4 separate regions of the Homo sapiens genome follow, and all the other regions are linked to region 2. Evidence: chromatin contacts called from ENCODE Hi-C or POLR2A ChIA-PET data. All regions are on one chromosome and are shown on one strand. Each heading gives the region's core, a stretch centred on a gene start or an enhancer-like site at or near the end of the contact. The rest is flanking DNA. Distances are from core to core; before and after follow the strand shown.

What was found. A loop is a pair of places that touch in the nucleus more often than their neighbours do. ChIA-PET counts read pairs that join two places held with the same protein, here RNA polymerase II (POLR2A). Pooled maps may share reads with other maps.
Region 1: a loop to region 2 is called in a pooled map, with 13 times the contacts of the local background. The contact joins the promoter of RALGPS1 here to the promoter of NAIF1 in region 2. A Hi-C loop is called at or near these places in 4 of 50 pooled maps. POLR2A ChIA-PET finds 5 or more read pairs at or near these places in 2 of 52 experiments (BJ and GM10248).
Region 3: a loop to region 2 is called in a map of B cell, with 10 times the contacts of the local background. The contact joins the promoter of DOLPP1 here to the promoter of NAIF1 in region 2. A Hi-C loop is called at or near these places in 1 of 168 maps with a recorded cell type or tissue (B cell), 1 of 37 single-sample maps with no recorded cell type and 6 of 50 pooled maps. POLR2A ChIA-PET finds 5 or more read pairs at or near these places in 1 of 52 experiments (naive thymus-derived CD8-positive, alpha-beta T cell).
Region 4: a loop to region 2 is called in a pooled map, with 5 times the contacts of the local background. The contact joins the promoter of LINC00963 here to the promoter of NAIF1 in region 2. A Hi-C loop is called at or near these places in 5 of 50 pooled maps. POLR2A ChIA-PET finds 5 or more read pairs at or near these places in 2 of 52 experiments (CD8-positive, alpha-beta memory T cell and WTC11).

Annotation. Positions count from the first base shown.
Region 1 is chr9:126,911,790-126,916,205 of GRCh38, forward strand. It overlaps RALGPS1 (Ral GEF with PH domain and SH3 binding motif 1), which reads left to right and starts at 2,993. Exons shown (of 19, transcript NM_014636.3): 1 at 2,993-3,186. RefSeq lists a silencer at 2,965-3,394 and an enhancer at 3,885-3,954.
Region 2 is chr9:128,065,933-128,070,211 of GRCh38, forward strand. It overlaps NAIF1 (nuclear apoptosis inducing factor 1), which reads right to left and starts at 1,388. Exons shown (of 2, transcript NM_197956.4): 1 at 659-1,388. The coding sequence starts at 1,169. SLC25A25 (solute carrier family 25 member 25) reads left to right here and starts at 2,300. Exons shown (of 11, transcript NM_001330988.2): 1 at 2,300-2,648. The coding sequence starts at 2,388. RefSeq lists enhancers at 1,247-1,576, 3,327-3,406 and a silencer at 2,027-2,596.
Region 3 is chr9:129,079,021-129,083,629 of GRCh38, forward strand. DOLPP1 (dolichyldiphosphatase 1) reads left to right here and starts at 2,091. Exons shown (of 8, transcript NM_020438.5): 1 at 2,091-2,187. The coding sequence starts at 2,112. RefSeq lists a silencer at 1,789-2,518.
Region 4 is chr9:129,486,520-129,490,957 of GRCh38, forward strand. LINC00963 (long intergenic non-protein coding RNA 963) reads left to right here and starts at 2,141. Exons shown (of 5, transcript NR_038955.1): 1 at 2,141-2,780. LOC124900275 (extensin-like) reads left to right here and starts at 3,430. Exons shown (of 4, transcript XM_047424330.1): 1 at 3,430-4,438. The coding sequence starts at 3,962. RefSeq lists enhancers at 1-658, 1,319-1,978, 3,299-3,958, 3,959-4,438 and silencers at 1,987-2,346, 3,351-3,645.

The DNA of each region.
Region 1 (4,416 bases), core at 1,743-4,242, 1.2 Mb before region 2:
GCCTCAGCTGGGATTATAGCCACTTGCCACCACACCCAGCTAATTTTTTTGTATTTTTAGTAGAGATGGGGTTTCACCATGTTGGCCAGGCTGGTCTTGAACTCCTGACCGCAGGTGATCCACCCACCTTGGGAGACAGGCGTGAGCCACCACGCCCAGCCAAGGGTTCTATTCTCTTCACCTTCTCATCAACACTTGTTATTGTCTATCTTATTTGTTGTAGCCATCCTAATGGGTGTGAAGTGGTATCTCATTGTGGTTTTGATTTGCATTTTCCTAATGGCTAATGATATTGAGCACTTTTTCATGTGCTTATTGACCACTGTGTATCTTCTTTGGAGAAATGTCTATTCAGATCCTTCTCTCTCTCTCTCTTTCTCAGACTGCACTTGGCTTTATTGCTTTAAGAAACCTATTATTTCTCGCTTATCACCATCTAAACTTTTCTGTCTTCTTTAACGTTGAACTCCCTTCTTCCTTGCTTCATTTTACTCCCATAGCACTTTTCTCTATCTAGCCTACTACTGTAAATATTGATTTTAATAGCTGCCTTACCCCACTAGAATGTCAACTCCACGAGGACAAGAATTTTTGTCTCTTTTATTCACTGCTGTTTTCTCAGCATTTACAGTAGCACTTGGCGCATAGCAGAGAACCATTAGATATTTGTAGAAAGAATGAATACATCCTTCTGGAAGCATCAAGAATCAATATTAAATGACCTTTCCTCATTTTAAAATTGGGTTTATAATAACTTCTAATATATCACAAAAGAATCTGTGTTCATTGAAAAAACTTAGAAAGTATGCATAAGCATAATAAAAGTATAGATGCCATTTAGCAAGCGTACATTGCACACACTTCTGTGCTTGCCCAAAGTCACACAGGTAAATATAATAGTAGCCAATGTTTATTGAGGTCCTGTTAGGTGCCAGGCACTCTTCCATGTATCATCTCATTAATTCCTGCCAACAGCCTGTCTAAAGAGGTTGCTACTTTTATCATTCTCATCTTTCAATAAAGAAACCGAGGCAGGTTGGGCGCGGTGGCTCAAGCCTGTAATCCCAGCACTTTGGGAGGCCAAGGTAGGCAGATCACCTGAGGTCAGGAGTTCGCGACCAACCTGGCTAACATGGTGAAAACCCATCTCTACTAAAATACAAAAATTAGCTGAGCATGGTGTGTCTGGCGTCTGTAATCCCAGCTACTTGGGAGGCTGAGGCAGGAGAATTGCTTGAACCTGGGAGACGGAGGTTGCAGTGAGCCAAGATCGTGCCACTGCACTCCAGCCTGGGCAACAGAGCAAGACTCCGTCTCAAAAAAAAAAAAAAAAAAAAAGAAAGAAACGGAGGCACATAGATATGCTAAGTAACTTGCTCACATGTACACAGCTTGCTGGTGGCAGAGCCAGGGCAGAACCATTGCACTACACTGTCTCTTGTTCTCTCTCTCTCTTCTTTTTTTTTTTTGGGACGAAGTCTCGCTCTGTCGCCCAGGCTGGAGTGCAGTGGTGCGATCTCAGCTCACTGCAAGCACCGCCTCCCAAGTTCACGCCGTTCTCCTGCCTCAGCCTCCCGAGTAGCTGGGACTACAGGCGTCCGCACCACGCCCGGCTAATTTTTTGTATTTTTAGTAGAGACAGGTTTTCACCATGTTAGCCAGGATGGTCTCTCTCTCTTTTTTGAGACAGGGTATCGCTCTGTCATCCAGGCTGGAGTGCAGTGGCGCCATCACTTGAGGCTCACTGCAGCCTTGACCTCCCGGGCTCAAGTGATACTCCCATCTCACTCTCCTGAGTAGCTGGGACTACAGTCTGCGCCACCACGCCTCGCTAATTTTTGTATTGTTATTAGAGACAGGGTCTGGCCATGTTGCCCAGGCTGGTCTCACACTTCTGAACTCAAGCAATCCTCCCGCTTTGGCTTCCCAAAGTGCTGGGATTACAGGCATGAGCCAACTCGCCAGGCTCTTGTTCTCTTTATGCAAAATAATTAAGCACCTTCTTCGATGATTACCGTTTTCTTAATACAAAATAGCAGAAACTTCTCCCAGAGGTCTTTTAAGACACAGGTGGTTTAACTTCTACTGACTCTATTTATATTCTTTTTTGTTTGTTTCTTTTTTCCTTTCATAAGCTTTGGGAAGCATAATAACCAATCATTCCATATTCATTCATATTACTGCAAAATTACTTTGAAGATTGTCAGAATGATGTTCTATTTGTCCAAGAATCTTTCGGAGTAGGGCAGGTCATAGTACCTCCTGTCTGTGGGAGGCAGAACGGAGTTTTGCTGTGGTTCCAGATTTCCAGGGATTCACAGACCTGGCTTCAATTGTCTTTGCAATTTATTATCCCTGCGACTCTAGCTAAATGACTTAACCTCTGTGCCCACCTCACCGTGCCTGGCACAGAGTAAAGATGTGGGAGCAGAGAGACAGGATCCGGGCTCATTCCCCAGCTTTGCTCCTGTGTGGTCTTGGGCAAGTCCCTTCACCTCGTTGGGCCTAACTCTGCCCAGCTGTAAAATGGATGAGACCGCCCCCCCCCCCGCCCCGCCAGGAACTCCGAGGTTTCTTCTGGCTCTGACGTTCTGGGCTCTGTGCCTACCTCCCAGCTGTGAAGAATGGGCACTAAGGCGATGTCTCGCTCACAAAACCATTTTTGTTGAAAACGATAAATCCCAGGTAGGGATTTACGGGGGATATCGGGTGAGGCCTGGACGGCCGTGTGGGGAATAAGATGCGCGGCTATTTCTAGGCAGGGGATGGGCGTGGCGGGCGGCGGGCCGGGTGTGCTGGCAGCGCAGCATCCCTGCGGGCGGGGAGGGCGTCTGCAGATGAGCTCGGAGGCCGAGGCCCGGGAGGACCGCGGATGCAGCGGCTGCGCACTGGTACGACCAGCCGGCCGATTTGCGTGTCTCCGCCCCTACAACGAGCTGGTTGGGGGGCTGTTCTGGTGCCGCGCGCCGATTGGATGAGAGGCCCGCCGCTCAGGCCCTGGAGCGGACGGTTCCTACTGCGGCTGGGCACCGGCTCCGCTCCCGCGTCTGCCCGCGCTCCAGCTGCGCCTGGCCCGGCCCCGGCCCGGCTCGGCGTGGCCCCGGCCTCCAAGCGAAGGCGCCGCTGCCGCTGGGCCGCTCCCAGGGCCATGAGGAAGCGGCGGCAGCCACTGCGGCCCGCGTCAAGGTGACCGGCCGGGACTGCGGCGGCGGGGAGAGCGGCGGTGAGAGGCGCGGCCGACGGGGCGGGGCGGGGCGGGGCGGGCCCTGAGGCCGGGCCTGAGGGAGCTGCAGGTGTGGGGGGCGGGACCCCGAGGGCCGCCGAAGCCGGGGAGGGGCCTCGGTGCGGGAGGCGGGGCCGGGGCCGTGCCTGCGGGTGCCCGGCGCCGGGGCCTGGCCGGGGTCCGGGGGTTCTGGGGTCCGGGGCCAGGGGCGCGCTGGTCCCCGGGAGCGTGAAGGACGGCGGGGAAGAGGCGCGGGCGCGGGGGGCGGGGCCGGGGGGGCAGTTGGGCGGGGCGCCGCGGCTGCAGGTGCGGGGGGCGGGGCCGGCGGGGCTGCCGTGGGCGGGGCTGTGGGGTGCGGCCCGCGCTGGACCCAAGGAAAGCACAGGTGCGGGGGGCGGGGCCCGGGGACCTGCAGCGGTGGGGGGCGGGGCCCGGGTGGCTGCGGTACGGAAGCAGGGCCCCAGGTGAGGAGCAGGCGAGGGTGAGTGGTCGCCCGAGAAGGAAAGGCCGCCCTCTCCGCTGCCCAGGGGTGCTTGGGTGGGAGCGGGGGCTTTGGGCTCCCTGAGGATTCTGGGGGCATCCGGGGCTGCCGCTAGAAGGGCCGTCCGGGCCTGCCTGTGCCTCTGCTGACTCGGGCTTGGAGCTCAGCTGCCCTGGTTACTGGCCGGTTGCCTCCCCTATGCTACGCCGCGCCCTAAGTGGGGCGCGCTGTTTTTCGCACCTCAGGGGCTTTCCTGTTGCTATTGAAGGGGCTTGCCAGGATGCGGGGGGCGGGGGGTTGGTTGTCATTGGATGATCGGTTGTTGAAAAATGTGTGTGCTTGAAGAGTAGTATGAGGCTTGGGAGGGGTCCTGGCTTGCTGGCCACTGGTACCAGAAGCTGCTGTAGATCTCAGCAGTGCGTCTCAAAAAGACTGAAATGGCAGCCTGTTAAGTGGGGAGAGCAGGGATGAGAATTCAGAAGCTTTTGACTATGCTACCTGGGAGAGTTTTTCACCTGTTTCCTCCGTTGCAAAATGAGCATGTTAGTACCTGCCTGTGTGCCTCCCAGGGGCCTGGTGAGGATAGGATGAAACAGTGCCTACTGAGCAAATCGCTGGATAAAGTTATGAGTTTCCTTTTTCTTGTGCCGATGGGCAGGTTGGATTCAGGGACTGGAGAGTCTAAAGAAGAGAGGGTTTGTTTCTAGTTAAG
Region 2 (4,279 bases), core at 138-2,637:
CGGGGCCTGAGGTTTTCCCAACTGATGGCGAAGCTATTCCTATATGTGTCATCTCTGTCCTACTAGAACATAACTGGCCTGTATTTTAGACAACTTGGTAATCCCAGTGCCCAGCACAGGGTTTGGTACAGAATAAGTGCTAATGTTTGATGAATGAATGAATGAATGAATGGAGTAGATTAACACCAGGAACCATGAGGCTCCTGAGCAGCACCTGATGAAAGATCCCCCACACTGAAAACAGAATCCAGAATCGTTGTCTCACTTGGGCAGTATTATTCCCATCAATTTTTTCAACAAATATGGCCTGGCTGTCTACTACAAGCCGGGCCCTGTGAAAAGTCCTGTGGGGATACAGACACGGTCTCTTGTTTTCAAGGACCACCCAGTTCGGCAAGTGGAGGTAAGTCATGGACAAACATGGTGGCAATGCTCAGTGGCGAGCTATCCAGCACGTCAGAAGTCCAGCCCACGTGCTGAGGAAGTCCCAAAGAGAGCAAGATCACTTCTGTCTGGGTGCTGCTCTTGGAAGGCCTCATGGTCTTCCAAGACCCCCATCTGACCTCTGACCCTTGGCAGCCAACCTTCCCCAGGCCACCCCAGAGCTTGCTGGCCCTTCCCACTTATGCACGCCGCCTGGGCAGGAGAGGTCACTCACTCTGTGTCAGGGTGACCGTGGCTGCGGCTGCGGTGGCCGAGGGTCCGAGGGCCACAGGGTGGATCTCTGTGGTGCTGGGCAGGCTGATGATGGTGGCCTCGCCCAGCAGGTTGCAGATACGTTGTTGCATGGGGGTCAGCAGCACTGGGGCTACAGCTGGGCCACCGCCACCACTGCCACCGCCTGTCCCAGGCCCCCCAGCTCCGTCCTCCTCAGTGGGCCCCGGCGCCTCACCACCCTCCACGGCGGCCCGGACCTGGGCAACCTTGCGACGGACCTCGGTCTTGAGGTCAGACCACTTCTTCTTGACCTCAGGCAGCTCTCTGCGGCAGGTGGCCACGGCGTTGACCCTTCTCAGGATGCCGTGCCAGGCCGCACTCTTGGCGGCCAGGGGTACCCCGGCGTTGAAGTGGTTCACCAGCAGGTGCTTCTTCAGCTCCAGCTCCTCCACGATGATCTCCACCTCCCGCTCTGAGAAGTTCATCTTCCTTTTCTTGGCTGGGACGGCCATGGCCTCTCCCCTCCCCTCTTTTTAAAGAAATTATAATCCCCTCAAGCGCCCCAATTCCCCTTCTCTTCTTCCTCAGCCTCGCCCCTCACCCACCCCCTACAGGGGATAGGCCAGGCTTGCTCGAGGCCAAGCACTAGGCCTTTGGTAACCCCCCTCGCTACGCAAAGTGCGTAGGGCCCAGCCCCGACCGGCCCGGCCGCTGCCAGCCAGCAGCGTAATGGCTTCCTGAATCTGCCTCTTCCGCCGAGGTGTGCGGAGATCCGCCCACTTCCCCTCTTCCCGCCTCCCAGCGCTTCTCCGGGAAAACCGGCCTTCCCGGTTGGTAGCTGCTCAAATATCACGTCGATCACTGGTTCTTTCGATCTGTCGCTCAGCTAAAGAGCACGCCTGCTTACTGTAATTCGCCTGATCATTGGTCTAAAATTGTGTCCGTCGCCCAGAGGGCCCCGCCCACCTAACCTTTATTCACTTCCATTGGAAAATCATTCTGTCGTTCAATTGTCAGTATTACGACTATTAAGCCGTTAAATTCAGCTATTTTATTGGTGGTTTAGGGAGTTAGATTACCAAAACCCTGCTTCCTGAGGATACTTAGTGCTTTCGGCCGTGACCCATGGGTCAATTAACTTTTAATTCCTCCCACCGGCACAAACTCTGCCTCGCAACTGCAGTTCACAAATGCTCTCACACAAATCCTGTTTCCCACTGGAGGCTACGATCTCTCCGTACACTACCGCTCCTCCCATCCTTAAGATCCCGCAGTCTAAACAGAGTTAGTTCATCAATGGAAACTGGACACGGGGCCTTCCGCCTGCCAATCACATTACTCATGCCTATCGCTGCGTGATTTTCTCTCTCTTGGCCCCCGGCTCAGCCAATCCCCGCCTCCCTCAGTTTGAATCGGCCCCAGGCGGAGCCGGGTGACCCCGCCCACCCCATTGATCCGGGTAGTCCGTGGCGCGTGGGCTGTCCTTAGACAGGCTCCGCCCCTCCCTCCTCCCCATCCGAGCCTGTGACTGGCCTTCGGTGCGCCCGGGCGTGGCCGGCGAAGCGGGGCGCGGAGGGGCGGGGCTCCCGGAAGCCGCCCCTTCCGCCAGCTTGCCGGCGTCTCCGAGCCCGCGCTCCCAGCTGCAGAGCGCCTGGCTTGCCTCCCGCGCGGTCACCGCCGGCCCGCCGCCCCCGCTCCCGCCCGCGCCCGGAGCCCCTGCCTCGCGCCCGATGGTGAGCAGTGTGTTGTGCCGCTGTGTGGCCTCCCCGCCGCCGGACGCCGCCGCCACCGCCGCCTCTTCGTCTGCCTCATCGCCGGCGTCCGTGGGGGACCCCTGCGGCGGCGCTATCTGCGGGGGCCCGGACCACCGGCTGCGCCTGTGGAGACTCTTTCAGACGCTCGACGTCAACCGGGACGGCGGCCTGTGTGTCAACGACCTGGCGGTGGGGCTGCGGCGCCTGGGACTGCACCGCACCGAGGGCGAGCTCCAGGTAGGCTGCGCGCGTCCTCAGCACTGGCGGGGAGGGAGCCCCTCGAGGGCCGGGTGACAGGTCTCGGGGGACGGCCCCTTGGGCTGGGCGGAACCCCCACTGTCCAGAGGAAGGGTGCCCCCTGACTCACTGAGGGACACCCCACTTATGCCCTGGTGGGAGCGGGGCTCCTTCCTGACTTCTTTGGGTGCTTGAGCCGGGTTCTTCGTGGACACAGGTGGGCATCCTATGGGCTTTCTGATGGGCGAAAAGCCCTTTCTTGCCCAGAGTAGAAGGCCAGGTCTCAGGAGTGTGCCTTTGTCACCTCCTGACCTCAAGGCCAAGCTGGACGCTCCCTTCACCCAAGGATGGGTTCATCCATCAGTCCCCAGCAGCACCCCCTCCTTTCCCTCTCGTTTCCATGCCAGCCGTGGGCCCTGATCTGGTTCCTCTCAGGAACATGTGGGAGTTGAAAAAAAAATTGGTATTGGGGTTTCAGGCTGATCCGTGTGGACGTTGGCGGCGAAGACTGACAGTTCTCATGGTTTAGGCTCATCTCCATTGCCCTGTTTATCCAGAAAATGGGATCGTGATCCCCGCGGGGTTGGAGTGTGGACGGAGTGAAAGAATCCGGGGGAAATTTTTTTTCTAAAAGTCAAAGCGAGATTGTTACTATTGTGGGCTCTTGGCCGAGGTGTGGGCATAGGGGCGCAGAGAAATGGTCATCCCTGGGCCTGCCAGGAAGAGAAGTGCTGGCCTTTCTGTATGAGAACCTCAGAGCAGAGGCTGTTTCTTTCCCTTCTGTCTCTTCCCCCTTCAGTCTGACTTGGCGGGTGTAGCTGCCATTTTCCCAAGTATTTCATTTACTGTAGCTTAGCCTGATTTACAGCCTGGAATAGGACTCCTGAGTACTTTACCTAAGAACCTGTTTCACTGCTGAGTTAGTTTGGTCCATTTGTACACATGACAATTAGAGAATCTCGTAGCCAAGTATGAAAAGAATCTGGTAAACCGCCAATGAATTAAACCAATTTGTTGGGTGGGTGTACATAGGTGTTGTTAACTCATGTTCAAGATTCTTGGATCAACATCCAAGGTATTTAGCGCTAACTATTAGGATCAGCCTAGGAGGACCAAGAGTAACACTACGCAAGATAGAATGGTTAAGTCCAGGAGATTTAGAGACAAGTTTTTTTTGTTTGTTTGTTTTGAGACGGAGTCTGGTTCTGTCTCCCAGGCTGGAGTGCATTGGTGCAATCTTGGCTCACTGCAGCCTCCGCCTCCTGGGTTCAAGAGATTCTCCCGCCTCAGCCTCCCCAGTAGCTGGGATTACAGGCATGTGCCACCACACCCAGCTAATTTTTTTTTTTTTTTTTTTGAGAGAGTCTCACTCTGTCACCCAGGCTCGAGTGCAGTGGTGCGATCTTGGCTCACTGCAAGCTCCGCCTCCCGGGTTCACGCCATTCTCCTGCCTCAGCCTCCCTAGTAGCTGGGATTACAGGCATGTGCCACCACACCCAGCTAATTTTTTTTTTTTTTTTTTTTTTTTTTGAGACAGTCTCACTCTGTCACCCAGGCTCGAGTGCAGTGGTGCGATCTTGGCTCACTGCAAGCTCCGCCTCCGGGGTTCACGCCATTCTCCTGCCTCAGCC
Region 3 (4,609 bases), core at 841-3,340, 1.0 Mb after region 2:
CTTCTGGGCTCTTTGGTGGGTTCTGAGTCGCCATCATCTCCGGCCACACAGGCCAGCTCACGGTCCCCGCTCTACTGGCCTGGCCACTCGCAGAAAGAGCCACTCTCAGTGGGATTTCCTGGGTAATTCTCAACTCACCTCAGGGGCGCTCGTGTCACTTATCAGACACTTGCTCTAGGTCTGGTCTGGACCAGGCTCAGGATGTACCAGGCCCTGTCCTCATGTTGCCCAGGGTTTCTCCAGTGGTGGCTGTAACCACCTGTATCAGAACCACCAGAGCACATAAGAATGCAGACACCTGGGCTCCAACTCAGACCTACTGGATCAACCCAGGCCCCATTGTGACCCAGGAATCTGTGTTTTCTACAGGCTGATCTCAGCACTCCATGAATCTGAGAGCCGCTGCTGACTGGGAGGGATAGGGAGCCGATTACAGTCCAGTGAGGTCAGGGCTGAGAAAGGACAGGAAATGCAACCGTGAGAGCCCAGTACTGGCCCCTCACTTGACTGTGGAAACCTGTAAGCCGAGGAGACACCTGAACCAGATTGGGCCGGGCAAAGTAGGGCAGGAGAGGCAGTACATCCCACGCAGCAAAACAGCACATGGTGGCCAGGGGCGGTGGCTCACACCTGTAATCCCAGCACTTTGGGAGGCCGAGGTGGGCGGATCACGAGGTCAGGAGATCAAGACCATCCTGACCAACACGGTGAAACCCCGTCTCTACGAAAAGTACGAAAATTAGCCGGGCGTGCCACTGCACTCCAGCCTGGGCAACAGAGCGAGACTCCGTCTCAAAAAAAAAAAAAAAAAATTAGCTGGGCATGGCGGCTCACGCTTGTAATCTCAGCATTTTGGGAGCCGAGGCAGGTGGATCACCTGAGGCCAGGAGTTCGAGACCAGCCTGCCCAACATGGTAAGACCCGGTCTCTACTAAAAATGCAAAAATTAGCCGGATGCGGTGGTGCGCGCCTGTAGTCACAGCTACTCGGGAGGCTGAGACAGGAGAATCACTTGGACCCAGGAGGCTGAGCAAGATCGTTCCACTGCACTCCAGCCTGGGCCTCAGAGCAAGACCCTGTCTCAAAAAACAAACAAACAGACAAAAACAGCACATGCTAGCGGCAGGAGACAAGAGGCTGAGCCCTCCCAGCCCACCTTACCTGCACTGTAATCCAATCCAGCCAGAGACAGAGTCGGGTAGGAGAGGTGAAGGCGGGTGGGAAGGTGTGGCTGTTCACGCAGGAATGTCTTGGGAAAACTGAGGGGTAGGTGGAAAACCGACTTCTTGTTTGAAATGCTCCCAAGACGCCTCATTAAGTAGCATAGACGTGACTGAATCAATAAATCTTTATTAAATGAATGAAAGGAGGAAGGAGTCCTTAACTGTAGCTAAGCTTCCACTCTTAAGTATCAATTAAGCTTCTCTGTTCAGTCCAGCGTTTAGGGCGCCTACTGCGCGCCCCGCCCCACACACTTTTGACAAAAAGGTCGCCTGCTCTGTGTGACTTGCCCTTTCGCCGGCCAGTATGGGGCAGAGGGAAATAAGCCCCCTCTGCTCTCTGGTCTCAGTTTACTCGTAACTGAAAGTGGGTCGGTTCAAACCCCCTGGAGCTGAGGTTGCCTCTCCTCTTCGAGCACGCGCTATCGGACGCGCAGGTCCCCAAGACCGCGGATCGGCAGGGGGTACCAGGGAAGCCTTCATTCAGGGCGCAGGTCCCAGCCGAACCAAAGCTCCCACCAAAGTTCAACACGCCCCCAAAGCCAGCGCCTGATTGGCCCGCCCTGCCCACAAGCTGAGGCAGCCTCACCTTCTGATTGGCTGTTATGCTCCCTGTTCGGTGCTGGAACCCTCCCCTTCTCTGATTGGCCAGATGCCTACCTGCGCTCGCCCCAGATTGGGCGCCAGCTGGGGCGGCTCGTTGGCTCCCAGGGGCCCCGCTCTCTGATTCGCCGCTCGGGCCAGCCCCCACGGCCTGCACGCTGAATGGCTGCGCCGCTACCTATATTGGCCTCCGATTGGGTGCACGGCGCCTCCCCGGCGTGATAGGTCAGGACCACCGCCCCCCTGGCTCCCCATTGGCTGCTCGAAGAAGCCCGGTCTCCGGGTAAGATGGCAGCGGACGGACAGTGCTCGCTCCCCGCTTCATGGCGGCCGGTGACCCTCACCCACGTCGAATATCCTGCAGGTAAAAGGCGGTCCCGGCTCCAAGGACGCCTTCCCAGGGACGGCCTCTCAGTCCCGGGCGCTCCGGCCTGCTCGAGCCCGCGGAGGGGGCGCCGGGGGACCGGGGTGGGAACTGTCAAATAGTGAACCACGGAGGGGCTCGGCCGGCGCGCGCGCCGCGCAGGCGCAGTGGTGCGAGGATGAGCTGGGCGAAATTGTGAGGCGCTCGCTCGCGCACTCTGCGGCTGCGCGGCCAGGGCGCTCCCCCGGGTCCCGGGGCGCCGGTGGGCTGAAATGGGTTGAGGATCTGTGTGAGGCGAGAAAAGATCCCTGGCCTGGACCTTGGCCCTTCTTCCCCGCCCTCCCCTGTCCCAGAGAGGCCGCACTCCTGTTCCAGCGTGCAGGGAGTGTCTTGTTTCCTTCGAACAGTGCTTTGGGCTGCTTGTAAGAGAAAGAGCTCCCCGTTGCTGGGAGTGTGCAAGCCGAAGCCAGGCTTTTGAGTACTTGTGGTGCCACGCCCTGAGCAGGGCACGATTCCACAACAGAGAGGACCCGATGAGGGGGCGGGCAGCCTCCGGGAACTTGACTTCTGTTGCTTCCCATCAGACACACCTCTCGAAGTGCAGGGCTTTCCAGTTGAGAGGTCCATTAGCGGCGTTCTGGAGGCTGTCTAGTAAGAGTGGCGCAGAGCCTGGGCGTGGGGGTCAGACCCATCTGGGCTCCAGTTGAGGCTGAGGCCTTGTGCAGGTGCCTGCCTCTGCTTAAGTTAATTCATCTCTAAAGTGGGACTGATTACAGTGCTTACCTTCTGGTGATGGTATGAGCATCAAATAGCAGGAGGCACAAGAAGGGCTGAGTACAGTGCCCGGCATGCAGTAAGCGTTCAGTAAATACCTGCAGTTAATGTTATCCCACCTTGCAAGACCCTCCCTGGGTAAGATGGTTGAGTGCCAGGGAAGGCTGGAGCCCCTCATTGAGCCCTGGTTGCCTGGGAAGGGCCTGCTCATGCTGCTGTCTTGCGAGATGTGAGAACCTGGGTCCGCTGAGGGCACCAGGACTGAATGCCAAAGAACGTTGACGCTGGTGTTCTGGGTTGTACTGGGGGTGGTATGGCCCTGCCAGGTCCTGGGCCCTGCCTGCCTGCCTGTCTACCATTCATTCATCCATTCATTCATTCAGTCAATATCCACTGAACACTTCTGAGTGCTAGGCCCTGGGCTAGCTCTGGTTTTTAGAATGCTTAACAGGCCTGAAATATCCCTGCATTCCTGCACTATGAAAACCAGCTGCTTTATAAGAGGAAAGCCAAAGCCTGGAGGTGGGGAAAGACTTGCTAAGGCCTCTGCACCTTCACAGCTTCCCCTCCTGGCCTCAGAGTAGCTTCTTGGAGTGCTCACAATCCAACAAGCCAGAAGGAACCTGGCAGGCAGTTGTGTGCAGCATGATACAGGCTGTGATGGACCTGGCTGAGCCTGGAGCATCTGGTGAGGTCTAGTCCCCTATTAATGCTTCCATGGTTCCCTGCACTTCTCCGTCACACCCCTCTTCACACCGTCACTTGCTTACTTCATTCATTCAACAGTTTTTGAGCCCAGTTAAGAGCCAGGCCCTGTGCTGGGCTTGGGGGATAGAGTGGGATATAAAGAGACCCTGTCTCTACTCCCAGATGCTGTCCTGATATCTACATTAGTGGATCATGAACTGAGTCTGGATGGCAGATTCTCCCGTCAGACCTCAAGCTCTGCACTAGCAGGGACATATGTGTCTTTTTTTTTGCCACTGTGGTGGGTTCTTAGTTGTTTGTTGAGTTCACCCAGAGAGCGTCCCAGGTGGGGGGAAACTGTGTGCAAAGGTCCAGAAGTAGGACAGGGCACGATGCGCTCAGGGAACTCGAGTTTGGTCCTTGGAACTGGAGCAGAGGTTGAGAGGGAAGCAGGGCCAGGACTGTGCAGGGCCAGATGAGCTGGGCTGAGGGGGAACTTGTCCTAAGGGCAGTGGGAGGCCTGAGGGGGCTTGGATCAGAGAGTAGAGAGGCCAGAGTCCCTGGTAGCATCTTCAGGAAAACCCCAGGGTAGTGCTGGCTCTGGGACAGGCTATGGAGATGGCTAAAGCTTTGGGGGTACCAGTCACTCACTATCTTCATAGCCCAGTGCTGTGAGGGTGAGCTTCATAGTGGAGAGGCCCAGGAAAGAGAAGGGACTCACCCACTGTCACCCAGTGGGACTGTGGCAGCACCAGCACTTGACCCCAGGCACTTAGCTGGGCTGCTCTGCTCTCCCAGACCAACTCCAGGCCAGTCTGATCCTGGGTAGGATGGGCTGGGTAGGATCCTGTGTGTGGATGAGACCGGGCATGTGTGTGTCTATGTCTTCAGCCCTGGAATCTGGGCTCAGCCCTCTGTGGACAACTTCCCTGCTGCTTGTGTGAGGCTGGTGGCATGGACC
Region 4 (4,438 bases), core at 891-3,390, 1.4 Mb after region 2:
CCCTCACAGTGAGGAGGGAGGGGGAATTCTCACCCAGGATGGACCCACCCAAGAGTGCGGATGGACCACTAGGCTGTACTGCCTGGGGCCCTTTAGGAGAAAATCCGTCCTCCCAGTCTCCCCAGGTCTCTTGCCTTTGGCCTGCTCTGGTTCCTGTTATAGAATGGGGGCTGCAGGTAGGCACCCCTCTGAGCTAGTCCCCTGTCCTTGGGCCGCCTCTCCTAGGCAAACTCCTATTTAGCCCGTGAAGCCCAATTAAATTATCGCTTCCTCTCCCGAGTCCTCTGGCTGCACCCCTGTCCTCTTCTCTGTGTTCCTGCGGAGCTCCCAAAGGGAGGGGAGAAAAGGCTCAGGGGACATGGCTGGGACACAACTTCCAGCCCAGCCCTGCGTGGGCAGAGAGGAGGGAACAGTCCATCTATTCTAGGCTGGACGTGAGAGGGAGGACGGCCTTGGCTCAACCCGGGGTAAGGCAGGCTGACCAGCCCCTGGGGTTATTTGGCTTGGCAGTCAGAGGAGGACAAGTTGCAGGAGAGAGAATCAAAGATTCAGGCTGCCTAGTGTGGCCACCGCCCCATCAGCCCTAAGATGATCGCAGCCCCTTTCTGGCCACTGAATATGTGGGCACCCCAGACCTCTGTGGCAAGGCTGGGTGAGAGCTGTCTTTTGTGCACAGGTGCCCCTAGTCCCCCACCACTAGTGAGCATTCACACACAGAGGTGAACAGCCCCCTTGTGGGCCTGGAGGCTCCTAGGCCAGGTAGAGATGACCAGAGTAGGGAGCAGAGAATCCCCAGTGCCTAGCACAGTGACTGGCACTGAAGCATTTGTTGGATGAATGAATGAGTGATTGCCTGACCTCAGGCCCAGGGAGGAAGGCCTGGTGTGCAGGGCAGCTCCTGGGAGGCTTCAGGGATGGGGAGAGGACAGAGAGGGACTGGGAGAGCCACAGGAAGGCAGCCTCATCTGATGACTGACTTGGGAGGGAAACAGAATGTGGGCTGTGTTTCTGGGGAAACACCCCCCTGATGCCCGGGCACCCAGGAACTTCCAGGTACCCCCGGATCACCCCAGTGAGGACACTCCACAATTCCCCAGGAGGCATCACAGTGGGGCCGTTAAACCCAGGGACTTGGGATTCAGACACTTCTGGGCTCCAGTCCACCCCTCACTGGCTGGACCAGTTGCCTCAGTTTCCCTATGTGCACGGGGGACGGATAGGACCACGTGCTGCACAGGTTTGCTGGGAAGGCCATATGAGAGGTGCCGGCTCAGCACATCCTGTCTGCCATTGTTACAAACAACAGCACGGGAGAGTCGGGGAGCAGAGTCGGCCAAACGCAAGACCCTGGGCTCTGGCTTCCCTGTGCTACTGACCTATGGGGTGGCTTTGGACAAGGCCCAGCCTTTCTCCAGGCCTTAGTTTCCCCATTTGTACAGTCAGGCCCTGCTAACTTGGACAGACTTTGGCCCTTCTCCAAGCCCCACAGAGACATCAGAGACATGTGCACACACGGCCCTGGGATTGCCGACAGACACACAGGCACACATAGGCACGTACACACAGGCATACAGACACAGGCACAGACTCACACTCGGCCCCTCCCCACTCACACTCGCTCACACTCATGCTCACACTCACACCAACCCCCCTCCCCCAAATCTGCTGCGCACCAACGGTTGGTGCGAGCGGGGTTGAGAACGGGAGGAAAAAAGCCCACGACTCAGCCCGGGAAGAGGGGTGCGGTGGGGGAAGGGCGGGCGAGGGAAATGACAGCCCGCGGTCCCCCTCGAGTCCCGGCTCATGAATATTAATACGGCGGTAATTAAAATGCAGGGACGCAGCAGGATGGATGCGGCTGCCTCCGGAGCGCGGGGGAGCGCGGAGTCTTTGCAGGCGGGTGAAGCCCGCTCCTCGCCGGCGAAAAGCGGGGCCGGGCTCCGGGGCCTGGGTCCGGGGCGGGCGGGAGTGGGGACATTTTTCGTGGTCCCGAGCGTCCCGTCCCGGCGTCCCCGCCCCCGCCCCGCGGCCGCCTCTCCACGCCCTGCCCCGGGCCGCCCGCCAGGCCGCCGTTTCCCGGAGCCGGCCCCCTCCCGCCCTCGCGGCCGGCTGATGTCATCTGCACACAACTTTCCGCTTCCCGGCCCGTCTCGGGGCCCTGAGTCATCGCCGCCCCCGGCCCCGACGCTGGCCTGCGGCGTCTGTTTGTGCAGAGCGAGGCCCCGCCGGCCGGGCTTGACGTCAGGCTGGCAGGGCCTGGAACGGCCCCGCATCGCGGCCCCCTGGGGGCAGGACGACACCGCTGGGGGCCGAGGGCAGGGCACGCCTTCGGAATCCGGCTTCGAAGCCGGCCGCCTGACCTGGGGCAAGTGCTTTCAACTCTCTGAACTTCGGTTCCTCATCTGCCAGTTGGCAGACGCTCAGCAAATCTTCCTAGACTCACGGGGCGAATTGTACAGTTGGGTAAATCGAGGCCCAGAGATGGCAAAAGGACCGTCCAAGGTCGTACAGCCACCCGGAATTACAATTCTTTTCTGCCGGGTCACACGCTGTCATCCACGTGTTACCTAAGAGAGCTTTCCAGCCTGTGCTAAGAAAACTGCCCCACATCATCTGCAGTAGGACGGGGGAGTTGGAGCCCTGGTCAGGCCACTCTGCTACTGACCACAGTTTTCTCATCTCTAAAAAGGCGCAGTAACAATATAATTACCGTATGCAGTCCCCCAGGATACAGGGTCAAAGGAGAGCACAACCATCGCAGTTGGAAGCCCATGGGGCAGGTGAGTCACTGTTGTCACTACTGGGGTCAATTTTTTTTTTTTTCTTTTTGAGACGGAGTCTCGCTCTTTCCCCAGGCTGGAGTGCAGTGGCGCGATCTCGGCTCACTGCAAGCTCCGCCTACCGGGTTCACGCCATTCTCCTGCCTCAGCCTCCCGAGTAGCTGGGACTACAGGCACCCGCAGCCACACCCGGCTAATTATTTGTATTTTTAGTAGGGACGGGGTTTCACCGTGTTAGCCAGAATGGTCTCATCTCCTGACCTCATGATCCACCCGTCTCGGCCTCCCAAAGTGCTGGGATTACAGGCGTGAGCCACCGCGCCTGGGGTCACTATTGAAGTTGGCTAATGTCACTATTGAAGTCAAGTGAGAGAGAGGGCCCTCTTGGAGTCAGACCACCTAGGTTCAAATTCTGGATCCTGCTTCCGGCTCCTTTCCTCTGTCCCCCTTCTCCCCTCGGTGCCCTCCAACCAGTGGGCCTGGGAAAGCGTGTTCATGCTGGAAATGCCTGCCCAGCCCTTGCCCAGTCACACAGAGCAAGTGCCCCAGAAATGTCCTGAACCTCAGTTTACTGAGGGGAAACTAAGAACCTTCTGGCTACAGCTCTTGGGCTGAGCAGGGATTAGGCTCGGGTCTGCGATCCCAGGCCCTGCGGCCTCCCAGAGGCTTGGTTGAGAGCTCTGGCTCTCACTCCCCCACCTCCACCCAGCACCTGCCCCGGTCCAGGCTCACCCCCTACCCCTCCACCTGGTCAGTGGTGGCTCGGCCTCCTCTCAGCCCCTCCACCCCTCCTGGCTGTACACACCCTCAAGCTAACGGAATTCAAACTGGTGGAGGAAGGCCTGCCCTGTCCCTCCCAGCCCCTGCCTCTCCCTCCCTACTCCCAGCCTCACTGGACCACTTTCAAGTCCTCCAGTGCTCCAGGCTCCATCTTCATGCCTCCAGGCCTTTGCACGTGCTGGTCCCTCTCCCATTCTCCTGGTTAACTCCTCCACCTCCATCCGAGCTAGGATCTTCCCCTGGAGAGTGTCCCGGTTAGCACTACCCCACAACACACACACACACCGACATACACGCCCCACATCACAGGGACCACATCCCACACAGGCACAGACACACTGCATGACGCAGATCACAGGCACAAAGGTGCATGCGTGCACACATACACACTCCCACTCCATATGCCAATACACTTATCCCCCTACTCCCACATCACACAGACGGTTCCACACACTCCTCACACGCTCTGGCCACACAGTAAACACACACAGACCACAGAGCTCATGTCTGGGCTGCCCTGGTGCCCTCCTCTGGGCTCGTGCCCCCAGCCTCAGCATTTACCCCCCATTGAGGGCAGGGACCCACCCAGCTCCGTTTTCCTCCATTTCAGCTCAGGGCCCTGCACCAAGTCTCTCCCAGTTGTTGCTTGGACCCGGACTCCTCCCACAGTCACCACTGTCACAGTCCCACCTCCTTCAAGGTCTCAAACACCCCTCCCCTGTTTCTGGCAGGAGCCGTCCTCACTCCCTCTATTGCCTCTCCAGACCCAGACTTCACCCTCAGGTCACCCTCACCTGGACTTTGGGGTGCCCCACACCCCGCCCCAGGCCCTGGCCTCTGGAATATTTGGAAACTTGAACTGGGCCAGAGGCTTAAGC